Regions from separate parts of the Homo sapiens genome. Here region 2 is linked to region 1. Evidence: chromatin loops called from intact Hi-C (ENCODE). Cell type or tissue: MCF 10A. All regions are shown on one strand. Links, peaks and the distances in the headings refer to the core of each region. The heading gives the core; the rest is flanking DNA.

Region 1 (8,857 bases), core at 542-8,541:
ACTCTTACTCTCTCTCCCACTGTTTTGTGTGTGTGTGTGTGTGTGTGTGTGTGTGTGTGTGTGTGTGTGTGTTTTGAGGCGGAGTCTCACTCTGTTGCCCAGGCTGGAGTGCAGTGGCATGATCAGCACACTGCAATCTCCGCCTCCTGGGTTCAAGTGATTCACGTGCCTCAGCCTCCCAAATAGCTGGGATTACAGGCCCACACCACCACACCCAGCTAATTTTTGTATTTTTAGTAGAGACAAGGTTTCATCATGTGGCCAGGCTGGTCTCGAACTCCTGACCTCAGGTGATCCACCTGCCTTGGCCTCCCAAAGTGTTGGGATTACAGGTGTGAACCACTGCGCCCAGCTTCCCGCTCTTTCCATCTACCTCACCCTCTCTCTCTATTCTGGCCAGGAGAGAAAATCTTTCTCAGAAGACTCTCCTTATATGTCATTGACCAGAACACGGTCACATGGTCACCTGTAACTGTAAAGGGAACCTGGGAAACCGAGCATCTGGCATTTTCCGCCTCTATGGTAGTCAGTAAACCTTGCTAGCCAGGAAGAAGGAGGGGAGTGGCTGGTGGCTAGGACCGTGGGAGTCCAGTGGGGCAGCAGCAGTGACATGGCCCTGAGGCAGTGACACAGGCAGCATCGTCGGTCTGGAGGAGAAACACGGACACAGCGTCTGGGAGCCTCCTAGTGAGTTCTGGACTGACCAAAGGACATGGGACAAATGCCAGGAGAAAGAAGAAGTCTGTTTTTGGTAGCTAAGGAGCACATGTGAGGGTCTCTGGGAGCAATAAAGGTAAATGGTGGGTCTGAGAGGGAAATTTTCAATAATTTTGCTAGAGACCAGTATAGCACAGTCATTAAAGCTGGATAGCACAGCTTTGGAAGCAGACAGCCCAGGTCTTAAATTCTGACACCCACTGACCAGCCGTGGAACACTGGGGCAATCATTTCACCTTTCCAGGCCTCAGTTCCTCTTTTGTAAATGAGCTAATAGCCATCCCTCCTTCACGAGGCTACTGTGAGGATTAAGTTACTTAATACAAGTAAAGCACAATACCTGCCATCTGCTATTCTCTTACTGTAAGGACTATAGTCATCCTGGTGGATGTGAAGTGAGTCCCGTGTGGTTCTGATTTGCCTTTTCCTTGATGACTAATTATGTCGAGCATCTTTTGTGCTTGAAAGTATTGTTTGCTTATTGGCCATTTGTTTATCTTCTTTGGATATTCAAGTCCTTTGCCTATTTTATTTTATTTTTTATTTTGAGACAGAGTCTCACTCTTGTCGCCCAGGCTGGAGTGCAATGGCGAGATCTCAGCTCACTGCAACCTCCATCTCCTGGGTTCAAGCGATTCTCCTGCCTCAGCCTCCCAAGTAGCTGGGATTACAGACTCTCACCACCACGTCCGGCTCAATTTTGTACTTTTAGTAGAGACGGAGTTTCGCCATGTTGGCCAGGCTGGTCTCAAACTCCTGACCTCAGGTGATCCACCCGCCTCGGCCTCCCTAAGTGCTGGGATTATAGGTGTGAGCCACTGTGCCTGGCCTACCTTTGCCCATTTTTAAATTGATCTGTTTTCTACTTGTTGTTGCAATAAGAGCTCTTTATATATTCTGGATACAAGGCCCTAATCAGATATATTATCTGATTATTTGCAAATGTTTTGTAGCAACGATTGTGCTATTACTATGGTTTGGTCAGTGTTATTGTGGCTCTGTCCTTCTGGTCCACGCAGAAGTAGATGTAGGCTGTTAAAATGAGGTATGAATCTTAGCACATAAACTTGATAGTGCAAAAACTGTGACTTTCTTCTTTTTTTTTTCTTTTCCTTGAGACGGAGTCTTGTTCTGTCACCCAGGCTGAAGTGCAATGGGGTGATCTCGGCTCACTGCCACCTCTGCCTAATGGGTTCAAACAATTCTCCTGCCTCAGCCTCCCGAGTAGCTGGGATTACAGGCACCCACCAGAACTAATTTTTGTATTTTTAGTAAAGATGAGTTTTCACCATGTTGGCCAGGCCGGTCTCGAACTCCCGACCTCAGGTGATCCACCCGCCTCGGCCTCCCAAAGTGCTGGGATTACAGGCGTGAGCCACTGCACCCAGCCCTCTTCATTTTTCAATATCTGAACTAAATTTCTTTATTGATTCTCCATTGCTGTTGATGATGGAAATGTAATCTCAGTCAATTTGGGATTTTCCTACCCTCCTCAGGGTTGCAGATGGCCGTTGAGGGACTCAGATTGAGCCAAGTCCTAGGAGAGGTATCATAAACGCCCCCCGGGCATCTGCCTGCTCTTGGGTCATTGCATCAGTCAGGGGTCAACTAGAGAAATTAAAGACACAGAACAAATAGGAGATATATGATATATGTATGATTTTATATTCTCTCTCCCTCTCTCTCCATATATACATGTATTTGGGGAGGGGGGTGGGGTGAGGGTGTAGGTGTGATTATTGCAAGGAATTGGTTTATACACACAGGGCTGGCTAGGCAAGTCCGAAATTTGTAGGGCTGGTTGTTAGGAAGGCTGGAACTCTTCAGCACAAGCTGAAATTGCTATTGGCTGGCAGAATTTCTTCCTCTTCAAGGGCACCTCAGTTCTACCCATAAAGTCTTTCAGACTCACCCAGATTATCTGGGATAATCTCCCTTACTTGAAGTAAACTAATTATAGACAAATCACATCTACAAAATGCCTTCAAGCAACATCTAGATTAGTGTTTGAGGCTAGGCATGGTGGCAGATCACTTGAGCCCAAGGGTCAGAGGCCAGCCTGGGCAACAAGGCAAAACCCTGTCTCTACAAAAAAAAAAACATTAGCCAGGATTTTTTCATTTAATTATTATTTTTTAAACTAAAAGAAAAAATAGATTAGTGTTTGATCAAATAACAGGAGACCATAGTTTAGCCAAGCTGACACATAAAACTGACAAACTGACACAAAACAGACCTTGGTCAATTTGAAATCTCTGATGTGCCCCACTCCACACCCCCACCTCCTGGGCCAGCCGCCTCCTCACCGCCCAGCACAGTGCGGGGGTGGGTGGGGAGGAGCACAGGGACCACCACCGGGTGGCCTGCCTTTCTTTTTTTTATTCTTTTTTTTTTTTTTGAGACAGAGTCTTGTTCTGCCACCCAGGCTGAAGTGCAGTGGGGTGATCTCGGCTCACTGCCACCTCTGCCTCCTGGGTTCAAGCGATTCTTTTGCCTCAGCCTCGAGTAGCTGGGATTACAGGTGCCCACCCCGACTAATTTTTGTATTTTTAGTAGAGATAGGGTTTCACCATGTTGGCCAGGCTGGTCTCGAACTCCTGACCCCAGGTAACCCGCCCGCCTCGGCCTCCCTAAGTACTGGGATTAAAGGCGTGAGCCACCGCTCCAGACCGCGTGGCCTGCGTTTCTATCCCATTCTGCTATCCCTAGCCGGGAGACATCGCCAAGTTACCTAACCGCCTTTTGCCTCAGTTTCCTTACTGTGCAACGGGGATAATCATAGTCTCCACTTCCTATGGTTGTTGTGAGGAGCAAATCGGCAGGAACAGGGAAAAAGTGCTTAGAACAGTGGCTGGCAGGGCTCAGTCAATATTCTCTCATCCTGCTTCCGCTCCACTCCGGGTGTAAGGGTCTTCCGGGGTCATCGAGATCTCAGCTCTCAGATGTCCACATGTAAGGGAGATCTTACAGGGAGATCTTTCCCTGCCCCCAGCGCATAGCTAGACAAGCGGGGTGGCCTGGAGAAGAGACCGCGCAGCACGTGGGCTGCGGACCCCGAAATCGCCCTGGCCGTGCGCGCGCGCCCTCTAGAGGACGTCAGGGGAACCTCCCGTGAAGGAGAAACTACGATTGTTGGGGACCCTGGCAACTTTGCTGGGGAACAGAGAGTCACATAAAGAGAAGGCGTTTTCTTGTCCCTCTCACTTCAAAAGATACCTTTAATAGGCACGTCCTGGGCTCCCACAGCTCTCAACCGAGAGGGAGGCGCGCCATGGCCTATTGACACCCGGGGGACGGCGCCAGCAGGGGCGGCCTCCAGGGGGCGCCACGGAGCTGCTGCTCCGGCCTCTCGAGAGCAGTGGGCGGCGGGACTCAGGCCCGTGCCCGCGCCACTGGGCGTTCTTGGAAAACGCTGATTTCCTGCCATGAAATGGGCGGAGACCTCGAGAGTTTGCAATCCGGGGTATTGCTAGCTGCCAGCCGGAGGGACATCAGTCACGTGACCGCGTTCTGCCTGCAGGACCCGCTGTGAGCTCCTCCGAGCCAGGCTTCTACCTCCGCCTCCCTCGCTTGATTCCCGGACGAGTATGTCTTTAGATTTGGTCGTGCCTGTCTCCTCCCTTCTCCCTGATGCCCCAGAGGGAGCTTTAATTAGCCTCAGTGCTGCCTGACTGGAAAGCAGTCCGATGGTGAAAATCCCCTGCTGTCAAATTATCTGGGATCCCAGCCTGGCCTGTCTGGTGATGTGGCATGTTATATGTCGCAGTGGTTGACGCTGGCCACAGCAGGCTGGAGGGAAAGGAGAGGATCAGGACAAAAAGTGACACCTCGTGAGGGTTTGTGAATTCTTGCCCCTTTACTAACGTCCCAGCCAGGGTTTCTGGACCAAACTGGTGCTCTCAGACTCTGAAATCCTGCCTCAGAGGTGAAGAGGCACCCCCTGTCCCCTGCCCCTACAGGCCTCTCCGTGGGTTCATTGGAACTTCACGCACGTAGGGCCCCAAAAGCTCCCCGCAAGCTGGAAGAGAAGCAGGCGAGGGTCAGGGAAGGAGCTTGAGTTTTGGAAAAAAGCAGACCTGAGACAGGGACTCGAATCTTGTTCCTGCTAATAACTGGACCCTGGATAAATTCTTAAGTTCTATAAGCCTCAGATTCCTCATCTGTAAGATAAGCATCATAATTCCTACTTCTCAGGATTAAAGAAAATATATGGGAAGTGCCTAGCACAGAACCTAGCATGTAGTGAATAGCTAATAAATATGTGTTGAAGAAATGAATTAGCTAACTAATTAAGTCAATAATCAATGAATATTCTAAGTAGTAGAATCTCAAGCTCACAGACCCATAGAACTGGAAGCATCTTAGAGATCACGGTCCAACCCCTTTATACTAGATGTTTAGAGTACTTCCAGATCCAAGTATCATGGCAGAGTGTTTAAGAATGTGGACTAGGCCAGGTATGGTGGCTCACACCTGTAATCCCAGCACTTTGGGAGGCCAGGGTGGGTGGATCACCTGAGGAGTTCGAGACCAGCCTGGCTAACATGGCAAAACCCCGTCTCTACTAATAATACAAAATCAGCCAGATGTGGTGGCACACGCCCGTAATCCCAGCTACTCGGGAGGCTGAGGCAGGAGAATCGCTTGAACCTGGGAGACTGAGGTTGTAGTGAGCCAAGATCAAGCCATTGCACTCCAGCCTGGGCGACAAGAGCGAAACTCCATCTCCAAAAAAAAAAAAAAGAGAGAGAATGTGGACTATAGGGCCAAGCTGCTTTGGTGCAAACTCTTGCTCTGATGCTAACTAGTGTGTGATCTTGGGCAAGTTATGTAATCTCTCTTTACCTCAATTTCCTCTTCTGTAAAATGGGGATAATGGCATCTGCGTCCTAGGTTGCTAGAAAGAGAAAGAATAAGAGAATACCTTAAAAAACACCTAAGGCAGTACATGTTAACTATTGTATCAGGTGCCATCAGGGATTATGTCAGGCTCCCATCGTCTTGTCCAAAGATTAGTGGTATTCAACTTTTTTCAAACAAAAACGTATGTAAATGTCAAATTATTCATCCATTGGTTCAAAATAAATGTTGAGTATCTGCTCTGGGCTAGGGCTCATTCTAGGTATTGAGGAATACAAACTAAGCGTCTCTATTCTTATAGAGCTTACATGCTACTGGAGGGGAACATAAAATATACAAACAAATGAAAATAAATCTGTAACACATCAGGTTGTGATGAGGGCTAACCAGAAGAGTAAAGCAGGATAAAGAGAGATGCAAATAGGAAATGTGTACATGGGTTCAGGGAAGCCCTCTCTGATAAAGAGACGGTTGAGCAAAGATCTGAAGCAAGTAGGAGAGTAATCACTGTTGATATCCGGAAGGAAGAGCAATCCAGGCAGGGGGAACAGCCAGTGCAATGGCCCTGAGGTAGGAGAGTGCTTAGCATAATCAAGGACAGCATGACTGGAGGAGAGGGAGCAAGGGAGAGGGTGGTAGATGAGGTCAGAGAGGTAGTCAAGGATGGTGAGAAGTGGTTGGATTATGGGAACATTTTAAAGATGGAGGTGGCCAGGCATGGTGGCTCATGCCTTTAATCCCAGCACTTTGAAAGGCCGAGGTTGGTGGATCCCTTGAGTTCAGAAGTTCGAGAGCAGCCTGGCCAACACGGCAAAACCCCATCTCTAATAAAAACACAAAAATTAGCCGGGTGTGGTGGCACATGCCTGTAGTCCCAGCTACCCAGGAGGCTGACGCAGGAGAATTGCTTGAACCGGGGAGGGAGAGTTGCACTGAGCCGAGATCATGCCATTGCACTCCAGCCTGAGCAACAGAGCGAGACTCCGTCTCAAAAAAGAAAGAAAGAAAGAAAAAAGATGGGGCTAACAGGATTTGCTGCTGGATTTAATGCCTTCATTGTTTTTGGCCTAAGCAACTGGAAGAATGGAGTTGCTATATATGTATTTATTTGTTAGATGAGGAAGACTCTAGGAATAAGTTTAGATTGAGAGAAATCAAGAATCCATTTTGGGACACATTAAGCTTGAAGCCCATTAGAGAGGACAGCCAAGACTATAAGGAATTTAGATGAAAGTGATACTGCTATGGGGAGGAGCAATGGGTGGGTGAGTGTGGGCAGATAGCCAACATGTCCTGTCATTTCTACTTATAGAATGTTCCTTGCAAAAATACTCTCCTCTCCTATTCCCAATCCCATTGCCTTTTTTTTTTTTCTTCTGGAGACAGGATCTTGCTCTATCACCCAGGCTGGAGTACAGTGGCGTGATTTTGGCTCACTGCAGCCTTGACCTCCCAGGCTTAAGCGATCCTCCCAGCTCAGCCTCCCAATTAGCTTGGACTACAGGCGTATGCCACCATGTCAGGCTAACTTTTGTAATTTTTGTAGAGATGAGATTTTGCCATGATGCCCAGCCTGCTCTTGAACTTCTCTGAGCTCAAGCAATCCTCCTTCCTTGTCCTCCCGAAGTGTTGGGATTATAGGCATGAGCCACTGCATCCAGTCCCCTTCCATTCTTATGTCTCACTCCCTGACTGGGGCACCTGCGCGCAACCTGGTTCCACTCTGGCCTTGCTTCCACACTGCCTTTAGAAGGATCTTTCTAGTATAAAATCTCCCCTCTTGTTCAAATCTGACGCTGACTTTTCTTTCGTTGTAGCTCATTTTAGCAATGGTTTTCAAACTTTTTGGTCTCAGGACCCCTTTACAGTTATAAAAGTTAATGAAGAGCCAGGTGCGGTGGCTCAAGCCTGTAATCCCAGCACTTTGGGCGGCTGAGGCAGGTGGATCACTTGAGGTCAGGAGTTTGAGACCAGCCTGACCAACATGGTGAAACCCTGTCTCTACTAAAAAAATGCAAAATTAGCCAGGTGTGGTGGTGCATGCCTGTAATCCCAGCAACATGGGAGGCTGAGGCAGGAGAATCACTTGAACCTGGGAGATGGAGGTTGCAGTGAACCAAGATCATGCCATTTGCACTCCAGCCTAGGCAATAAGAGTGAAACTCCATCTCAAAAAAAAAAAAAAGAAAAAAGTTATTGACGACTCCAAAGAGCTTTTGTTCATGTAGGTTATATCTATCAACATTTACCAGATTAGAAATTGAAAGTGAGAATATTTCAAAATATTTATTTATTTATTTAAAAATAGGCCAGGCATAGTGATTCACGCCTGCAATCCCAGTACTTTGGGAGCCCAAGCCTGGCGGATCACTTGAGGTCAGGAGTTCAAGACCAGCCTGGCCAACAGGGTGAAACTTTGTCTCTACTAAAAATACAAAAATTAGCCAGGCATAGTGGCAGGCACCTGTAGTTCCAGCTACTTGAGAGGCTGAAGCAGGAGAATTGCTTGAACCCGGGAGGCAAAGGTTGCAGTGAGCAGAGATTGTGACACTGCATTCCAGCCTGGGCAACAGAGCAAGACTCCATCTCAAAATAAATAAATAAATAAAATAAAATAGTAAGCTCATTACATGTAAATATTTTTGCGAAAAATAGCTAAATCTTCCAAGACAAAAATAATTGGTGAGCAACATGGCATTGTTTTACAGCTTTGCAAGTCTTTTTGTTGTTTGGCTTAAATAGAAAACATCTCAATTCTCATCTTTGCTTCTGCAGTCAATCTGTTGCAATTTATTGTTTTGGTTGAAGTTTATGAGAAGATTGGCCCTCACATAAATATGTACTTGGGGGAAAATGAGGGCTATTTTTATGGCCTTTCAGATAATTGTCTTCTTTAATACTACACCAAAACTCAACTTGTGATAGCTCAAGTGATAGTTTCGTAAAGGTTAGTTGCAATGTGGGATACGGCTTCAATATACATAGACTTTTCTTACTCTGTTACATTGAAATCCATTGATCTAGCTTGCTTTTTTTTTTTTTTTTTTTTTTTGAGATGGAGTCTTGCTCTGTCGCCCAGTCTGGAGTGCAGTGGTGCAATCTCGGCTCACTGCAAGCTCCGCCTCCCAGGTTCATGCCATTCTCCTGCCTCAGACTCCCGATTAGCTGAGACTACAGGCACCCGCCACCTAGCCCAGCTAATTTTTTTGTATTTTTAGTGGAGACGGGGTTTCACCGTGTTAGCCAGGATGGTCTCGATCTCCTGACCTCGTGATCCACC
Region 2 (8,857 bases), core at 561-8,560, 220 kb after region 1:
TGCTTGTGATTTAAGGGACAATGAATGTAGTCTCCCTGCCCAGACAAATCTATTTAAGAAACTGTTCCTGAAGTTATTCTTATAGACAGTCTTTCAGATTAAACATTTACTGCCTCTGATCAGATGGTTAAAATGTAACTTGTTGCAAGTTAAGGGTATTGTCTTTTATCACAGGTTTTCCTTAGGCACTTTTACTTAACCTGTCATCCAAGTGGTGAATGGGGCAGTTGGAGGAAGAGGAAACAGGGTCTTAAATTATTGGAGGTATAGCTAAATTTCCTGATTTGAGGGTTTAGGGTAGCCAAGGACAGCTTAAGGATATTAGGCATCTAGAAAATTGAGAGACAGAAATTTACCTATCTAAAGGACACTTTTTCTTTTGAAACAGAGTTTCTTTCTTGTCACCCAGGCTGGAGTGCAGTGGTGTTATCTCGGCTCACTGCAACGTCTGCCTCCCGGGTTCAAGCAGTTCTCCTGCCTCAGCCTCCCAAGTAGCTGGGATTACAGGTGGGCATCACCACACCCAGCTAATTTTTTTTTTTTTGTATTTTTAATAGAGACAGGGTTTCACCATGTTGGTCAGGCTGGTCTTGAACTCCCATCCTCGGGTGATCCACCTCCTCGGCCTCCCAAATTACAGGCGTGAGCCACTATGCCCAGCCTAAAGGACACTTTTGATATTGAGGTATGCTCAGGTCCTCAAAATGCTGTAGAGTATATTAGGCTCTCCATTTCTTCATGGGAAGTTGACCTTGGTGTTAAGCAGTACACACACACACACACACACACACACACACACACACACAACTATATAAATTTATTTACTTATATAGTTTATACTTATATAGTTTGTGTAATTATATTAACTTATATAGTTTATACTTACATAGTTATATAATTATATTAACTTATATAGTTTATACTTATATAGTTTATGTAATTATATTAACATATGCAAGTTTATAATTATAGTGTATGTAATTATATTAACATATGCAAGTATAGTTTATACTTATATAGTTTATGTAATTATATTAACATGCAAGTTTATACTTATATAGTGTATGTAATTATATTAACATATGCAAGTATAGTTTATACTTATATAGTTTATATAATTATATTAACATGCAAGTTTATATAATTTATATAAATTGAATTTATTTTCTCATTCTGAATTAGTTTATTGTGTACCAACTGTTTTTTGAGTACCTACTGTGTGCCAGATACTATGCCAGACACAGGGATATTAGTGGTGAACAAGACAACAAAGTTTCCTGTAACTTAATAATAGAGGCATGGCATATTCGTGGCATGCCGTTGGATAAAGAGCAGTCTTCAATTTTCACAGATTAATCATGTATTATCTTCTTGACAACCCAGTTATTGATAAATTTGTTTACATCCCATCCATTTTCATATTTGTCTGAGAACCTTTTCCTTAATCCCTCACAGGGATGTGTACAATGTACACATAATTTCAGTTGTATGTATGACTCTAGTTATCTGGGGTTTGGGATTTCTTAAAGATATGAATAAGTTACCCAAAGACATGTAGTAATTTGTGAATTAAATTTTTTGATTTGCCTGGCCTCACTGATGTCTTAGTTTATGTTATTTGTGGTTTTGTGCTAAAGGTTTGACTTTGGGGAACAGGAAATAAATGAGGATTGTTTTTTATAAGCCTATAAGATCTAAAGCATTTGATTTCAAATTTCACACTCACTTTTTTTTTTTTTTGAATGGTGAATGGGTTCTATATGACTGAACTCTGCCTAAACTAGAGAAATAAAGTTAGGGAAATAATAGAGTTAGCTGTAATTTGACTTCATTTATGTTAAGGGGAATGTTGGGGCAAAGGATATTAAAGTGGTATTGTATTAGAGGTGCTTCTGGAAAGGTATTTAATATCTGTTAGGTGTAAATTGTTATTTACACTTAGTTAGGGTTATTGTGTGGGGGCGTGCCGTGAAGAGCCTTTATACCAACAAGTTTTTATTATTGCAGGAAATGCTCTCCCTTTAATGTTGCCTTTCACTTGGGTGTCAGAGGCAGCCTGGGAAAGTTGGAGCAAGCCCTGCCTTGTAGACAGGGACTCTTAGATCCACTTTTATAGCAGTGCTGGTATGTGGGTGGAAGGTAGGGAAGCTGAGTTACTTCTGTATGACAAGAACACCTAAAAAAAATTTTTTTTAAATGAGTGGGTATTATTTTGTCTAGAATCTGAACTATTCTAATAAAATTGAAAATAAAGCCTTTCTCCCACTCTTTTTGTACATCTTCCTTTCAGCTTCAGATTTCTGAAAGATACTGAAAATAAAACTGAAGTAAGGCCAGGCGCGGTGGCTCACGCCTGTAATCCCAGCACTTTGGGAGGCCAAGACGGTTGGATCACCTGAGGTCAGGAGTTCAAGACCAGCCTGGCCAACATGGTGAAACATATCTCTACTAAAAATGCAAAAAAAAAAAAAAAAAACTGCCGGGCATGGTGGTGTGTGCCTGTAATCCCAGCTACTTGGGAGGCTGAGACAGGAGAATCGCTTGAACCTGGGAGGTGGAGGTTGCAGTGAGCTGAGATCGTGCCACTGCACTCCAGCCTGGGCAACAGAGCGAGACTCCACCTCAAAAAAAAAAGTGAAGTAAATTTATAAATTTGAAGATATCTCCAAGTGCGCTCTTGGAAGAAAGAATGCTTTTATAATATTTTGATAACTACATAGGTGCTCTTCATTCTGATGTATCCATGTGTGAATAAATAAATGGCTAGAGTAATAGAAATCAAGGCATTATTGTTTGATTTCAACAAACATTCATTTACTGTGTATTCAGATACTGGGTTAAGAACTGGGGATATAGTATAAAACATGATTTCTACCCTCAGACTGCTCATAGTCTAGTCATAGTTATGCAGAACAGTAACTCCAACCGTTATGTACCATGGATTAGGTGCTAAGGTAAAGTATGCTCACAGATAAGGGTACCTAAACCAGATGTGGGAGCAAGTAGGGTCAGGAAAGGCTTTCTGGAGTAGGGGATTTCTGAAGTAAGCCTTGAAGGATGAATAACCCATATAGTCGGCCATATTCAAGGGAAAAAGAATAGAAACATGGTGTTCAGAAGAGATGTATGTGCTCAAAAATAGAAATGTGGGAGCCGTCAGGGTAAATTCTTGGTAACTGAAGTGATAGAATGAGTTGGAACACCTTGAGCAAGTGTGGTCAGCAATGTTAACTTCTTTGAGGTTTGGACCCTTTTGAGAATCTGATAAATACTACAGATCCTCTCTGCGTGGAAATGCATATAAGAAAAATTTCTACTGGGGTGCCTGTGTTAGGAACCATGCACTTTGGGTTAAGAACCTCTGGTGTGCAGTAAAAAGAGATCTGAGGATGACACCTTGCAAGTAACAACAACAATTGAGAGGATGGTAGAGGAGGAAGAAGAGTACGATGGAGAAGAGGGTGAACAGGGAAAGAGGAAAGTTAAGAAAGACTGGTATCATTTTAAGTTAAGAGTGAGAGTTTCCCAAAGGAGGGAATGCCAAATACCACAGACAAATCAAAGAAGACATAAAATGTCCATTAAATTTGGCCATGATTTGGAGGTCTTCAGTGACTTCAGTAAGGTAAATTTCAATTGAGTAGTATGGAGGAAAGGAAGCTGGGGTTCTGGAGATTGGATGAAACACTCAAAGAGTTGAGACTACAGGGAGAAGTACCTCTTTCCTTCATTTGTTTATTTAATAAATATTTCTTGAGTACTTACCACGTCCCAGACACTGTCCTGAAAGCTGGGGATTTGTCCATGGAGAAGGCAGGGCCTCCTTCATTAGCTGACATCTCATCGTGCCCACCCTGTTCCAAAGCTTCCCAGCCCCTGCCTGTCTCTCTCCTCCCAAACACACATACAGGAAATGTCCTAAAATGATTTTCTCCTTGGTACATTACCGGGCACATTCAGCCACCAGGGGACTCCAGTTTTGCTGGGTCAGACCCAGGCTGCTCAATTGCTCTTCTCTCTCTTGGACACCAGGGAGCAAATTGTCCTCTATAATACCAGGGACACACTTCAAAATATCATTGTGCCAGTCAGACCTCACTATGAGCCTGTCATTCAGTGAGTTTATAAAAATCATTGTAACATTTTTTTTAAGCTTGTACCAATTCTTTCCTGTAATAAATTTTTAAGCCTATTTGCACTGTAAAATATTGGTTCTAAATGTAGAAAAGTAGCATGAATTCCTGGCCTGAGGAAACCTTTATCCTAGTCTTGGACTTTTTGCATGTGGGGACCCCTCATTTGCCCTTTTCTTTAAAAACAAAATAAAACAAAACAAAAAAACTCCTTGGGGCCTTGTCTCTTTCCATGATGTATGGAGGCTGCAGTCACACCTAAGTGTCAAGGTAGCTGCTGCTTTTCTAAGGATGGGGGCGGGGGACATTGTGGGGGAGATGCTATCTTCTTAGTGCCCCAGGCTTTTTGTCAAGAATAGTGTAATAAACCAGAGGATTCAGAGAATGATACACAGTGATTCTGAGGTTTATTTCAATTATTAGAACTGAAAACACAGTTATCCCATTAGTATGATTCAAGATTTTTTCCAAAAATACACTGGGTTGCTCTTGCTTCCAGTGAAACTCACCTGCCCATTTTCTGCTTACTCACTTTGTCTTTAGAAAATTTGACTGCTTTTTATCTCCTTCTGATTGGCTTTTCAGTTGCAAATTCAGAGAGTACTATATATTCTGTGTTCCAGGTCACTTCTAAAAAGTGTTAAATAAGAACAGGCCTAGTACTTATCTATATTACTTTACTCAGCGTTTTTCCTAATATTTGAAGATCTCATTCTTTTTAAAATTATTACTATGGATTATGCCACAAGTATACAGATATCTGTAAAATGCACAGAATAGAGCCTGATATACTATGTTACATCAGTTTCTCCAGGTTCCACAGATGGTCCTGTATTTCCTGTGTTCCTTTCAGAATTGTTAAAATGATTATTAATTTAGGAGCGGGTGTAATGATGTTGTATTGGCAGTGTGCCAGCCAATGGTGTTATACAACACATTTTTTTAATTTTAAAATTTTAAAAATTGAATTCACAATAGAGATAGGGATTTGCCATGTTGCCTTGGCTGGTCTTGAGCTTCTGGGCCCAAGAAATCCACCAGCCTTAACCTCCCAAAGTGCTGGGATTACAGGTATGAGACACTGCGCCTGGCCAATACAGAACATTTTTAAAAGCCTGGTACTGCATGTTGCCAAACAGTCCTTATGGAGACAGCAAAAAACTATGTATTCTCAGTGTGATTTGTTATTTTGAATTTAGATTTCTGTAGATGTTTATTTTTTAAATGGAGAGCTCGTGTTGTTAGCCGTGGGCTTGTAAAAAATAAAAATAGATAAAAATTAAAAATGGGAAGCTTAATTTTGGAATTAATCTTTTTAACCTTTGGGTAGTCTTTTAGAAAGTATATCCTAAAAATACATAGCATAACTAAAATATCTCATAAATCCTTCAGAATGAGCTATTTATTAGAATGCTGTAAAAAATTAGAAAATCTTAATTTTATGAGACAACTGATAAACTCATCATTTTATAAATTGTTTTATTTGAATGTGTGATAATATAAAATAGGGAAATTATGAAGTTTATATTCAGAGGTTAAAGATTTTTCCAAGATCACTAGTAAAGGGCAGAATTAGACCAACTTCTGGACTGAACCACATCTTTGATGCATTTTTTAATTATATTATTTTAATAAGAGAACTTTAAAGAAACTCTTATTGTCAGTATTCTCCTAAACCTGTAGCTACAGCATTCTATAACAATTACTATTTACAATAATGACACAAATTTCTAGGGTATATATAAGAAAGGATTTACCTTTTTCAATAAAGGCTGAAACATAGAAGGCTGGAGAAAACAAAAGGTGAATTTTCAGTTAACCAAAATTTTATTGAAGCTGGAAGCCTTAAGCAAATTTGCATGCACCTTTGTGTATCTCTTAAGTTTCTTAAGCAGTCATATTTGTAGACACCTTTTTCAGAGTCTCCAGGTATTTTTTATAGTAGGAAAAAAATCATTTAAATTACCTCTCATTACCTGTGTCCTCTCTTTTAGTCCTTTGCTCTCACTAGGCTGGTTTGGTCTTCCAGGACAAGCAAGTTCTTGCATATTCCTGTTCCTTGAAAAACCTTCCAGTTAGTGGTCATGTAATAGCTTTTCACTTCTTCACATCTTTCTTGTTAAATCCACTGCATCTATAAACTGTACATCAGTAAAAATGTTTTATTAATATTAAAAATAATTTTGTTTCATTTCTTATTTGACATTCATGGCTGGAATCTCTTAAATCTGTATGAACTATAGTAAGCTGCTATGAATGCTTCCAGTGCTATATAATTAATTCCATCATCGCATCCTTAAAATATGCCAGCACATGGCGCTTGCCCCTCCCTACCTCCTCCCCCCTACACACACACACACACACACACACACGCACACACGCACACACGCGTGCGCACAGCGTACACCAAACTGCCATTCTCCAGCAGGCCTGCTTCTGGAGTTGGGAGATGTCAGCCTGCTGGGAGGGGGTGGGGGGAGGAGGAAGAGGTGGGGCTCTACTCTGATTAATTACCTTAGGCATTCAGGGGTGGGGCTTCCTTCAGCCATCTGCCTGAGATATGGGAGGGAGCTGGAGAAAGAAGGAGGGGGAGAGACTGCCAGAGAGGAAGAGAAAAGAAAGGAAGAAACATTAGAAAGAAAAAGGAAGGAAAACGGTATAAAGAGAGATCAATTACCCACCCTTAAATAGCTAGATTGGGGGGGGAGGGGGGTGGAAAAGAAAGCTGTGGAGGTGTGCCCCAGCACGGCTGCTTTGAAAGGTTTATCATCTATCCGTTTGGTTTATGGAGAAAAAGAAAATGGTAACTCAGGTAAGATTTGTGCTTCCTCGGCATGTTTCTTTTCTCCTCTCTGGGATCTAAATAAAGGTTTGAGGGTGGAGTATAGTAAGAAGAGTTTTAATCATTATTGTCTTCTTAGAACAGACCAGATTTATTGTTATCAGCTGAAAAGTCTGTGTCTGTTGAGTCCGTTTATGTGTGTGTTATGTATCCGTATCCTTTCTTCCCCCTCCCTCAACTCCATAGCAGATTCCTGTTTCCTGTACTGTGCAGCTGTAGCTCAGGAAAGACCCTGTGGGGATTTGTCTACCTCTTTGTCTTGGTTCTGAGAAGAGGGAGGGAGAGAAAGACTGCAGAGGTAGGAAGAGATTCTTGTAGACTGCCAAAAAGAGGGGAGCAGGATTCCTTTTAAGAATTTCAGAAGAATTTGTGTTATAGGGAAATCTGATTCCTTGTTCACTTTGGTTTCTCAGGATTGGCTATGGAATTGTAGTTTTGCTGTTACTCTAAACTGCTTATTAAAAATGAAGGTTAGAAAAGAATGTTTCATTTTCATGCCTTTGTTACTGGCAAAGAAAATTTTCAGTAGGAGCATTCAGGTGTGACAGAGGCAGGTAGAGCCCTCCTTGACAGGAGAACGAATCTGAATGTATAAATCACAATCACACAGGCTTTAAAATACATTTGAAGGAGAGAGAGTAGGAAATGGAAGATACCTCTCCTCCCTCTGTCTCCCCTCTCGTTTTTCTCTCTTCTCTTCTCTCTCTCCCACTCCCACTCACTCTCTCCCCCAACCCCCTCAATCCCCCTTTCTCTCCTCATCCTTTTCCCCTCTTTCTCCCTGCCTCTTTTTGGTTATGCCAGGCAATATCTAATCTGCATTTTAGCAAGTCATTCCTGACAAATGGAAAGGTGAATGCTCTTCCACAGTTCTCCCTGGCAAGGCAATTTTTCTTGTTAGCATCCTTCTGTACGCTCCATTACCCTTTTTCCTTTATGTATAGGTTAAGAGGAAATGATGAGGCTCTGATTTATCAATGAGAAATCATTTACACTGTAGGACATTCAAATCCTTTAGTCTCAGACTTAAGATCAGTTTCACTCCAGGTTTCTATGCTCTGTGGAAATTTCATCACTGGACAGTGCTTTCCTTTTAAGGAGGTTGCCCTTTTTTTGTGTTCTCTCTTCTCTTCCTCTCCCAGTAACCACCGGAGGGCGAGAGAGCCAGCTAGTTATCAGGATGGAGGCATCATTTTAGGAGCTGGAATCCTGTTTAGTTATATAATGCCCTGCAGTGCTGTTTGGAAGGAGGGAAACCTGTAGGGATATTTTCCCATTGGGACCCAGAGGAAAGAAGTTTCAAATATATCTTTTCAAAGTAATTTTTCACCAAATCTGAGTTTAGAAAATTTCAACAAACTCCTTCCTCTTTTGGAAAAGCGGAGAAGCTTTTGAAATGTTTCTCTTCCATGTGTTATCCCCTCATCATCAGTCTAATTACCTCTTTTGAAATACTGCTTTATGCTCTCGGCCTTAGCGCCATTTTTTTGGAAACCTCTGTGCCATGAGAGCCAAGTGGAGGAAGAAGCGAATGCGCAGGCTGAAGCGCAAAAGAAGAAAGATGAGGCAGAGGTCCAAGTAAACCGCTAGCTTGTTGCACCGTGGAGGCCACAGGAGCAGAAACATGGAATGCCAGACGCTGGGGATGCTGGTACAAGTTGTGGGACTGCATGCTACTGTCTAGAACTTGTCTCAATGGATCTAGAACTTCATCGCCCTCTGATCGCCGATCACCTCTGAGACCCACCTTGCTCATAAACAAAATGCCCATGTTGGTCCTCTGCCCTGGACCTGTGACATTCTGGACTATTTCTGTGTTTATTTGTGGCCGAGTGTAACAACCATATAATAAATCACCTCTTCCGCTGTTTTAGCTGAAGAA

Evidence for each region. Peaks named below come from ENCODE experiments on the same cell type or tissue, not always from the same donor. Only the 100,000 strongest peaks of a DNase experiment are listed, where the experiment ranks them.
Region 2: a loop joins it to region 1, with 6 times the contacts of the local background. A loop is called at or near these places in 7 of 110 quality-filtered maps.

What each region holds. Positions count from the first base shown.
Region 1 is chr22:36,061,254-36,070,110 of GRCh38, reverse strand. No RefSeq gene overlaps it. Among named protein-coding and RNA genes, the nearest start is that of RBFOX2, 37 kb to the right of the region's middle. In MCF 10A, for the core only: CTCF peaks have their summits at 3,705 and 3,906; a DNase peak (open chromatin) is centred at 4,130.
Region 2 is chr22:35,838,280-35,847,136 of GRCh38, reverse strand. The region is part of intron 2 of RBFOX2 (RNA binding fox-1 homolog 2); the gene reads left to right. It also overlaps the pseudogene RPL41P3. Among named protein-coding and RNA genes, the nearest start is that of APOL5, 120 kb to the right of the region's middle. In MCF 10A, for the core only: CTCF peaks have their summits at 3,951 (motif pointing right) and 8,156 (motif pointing right); DNase peaks (open chromatin) are centred at 3,976, 6,596 and 8,116.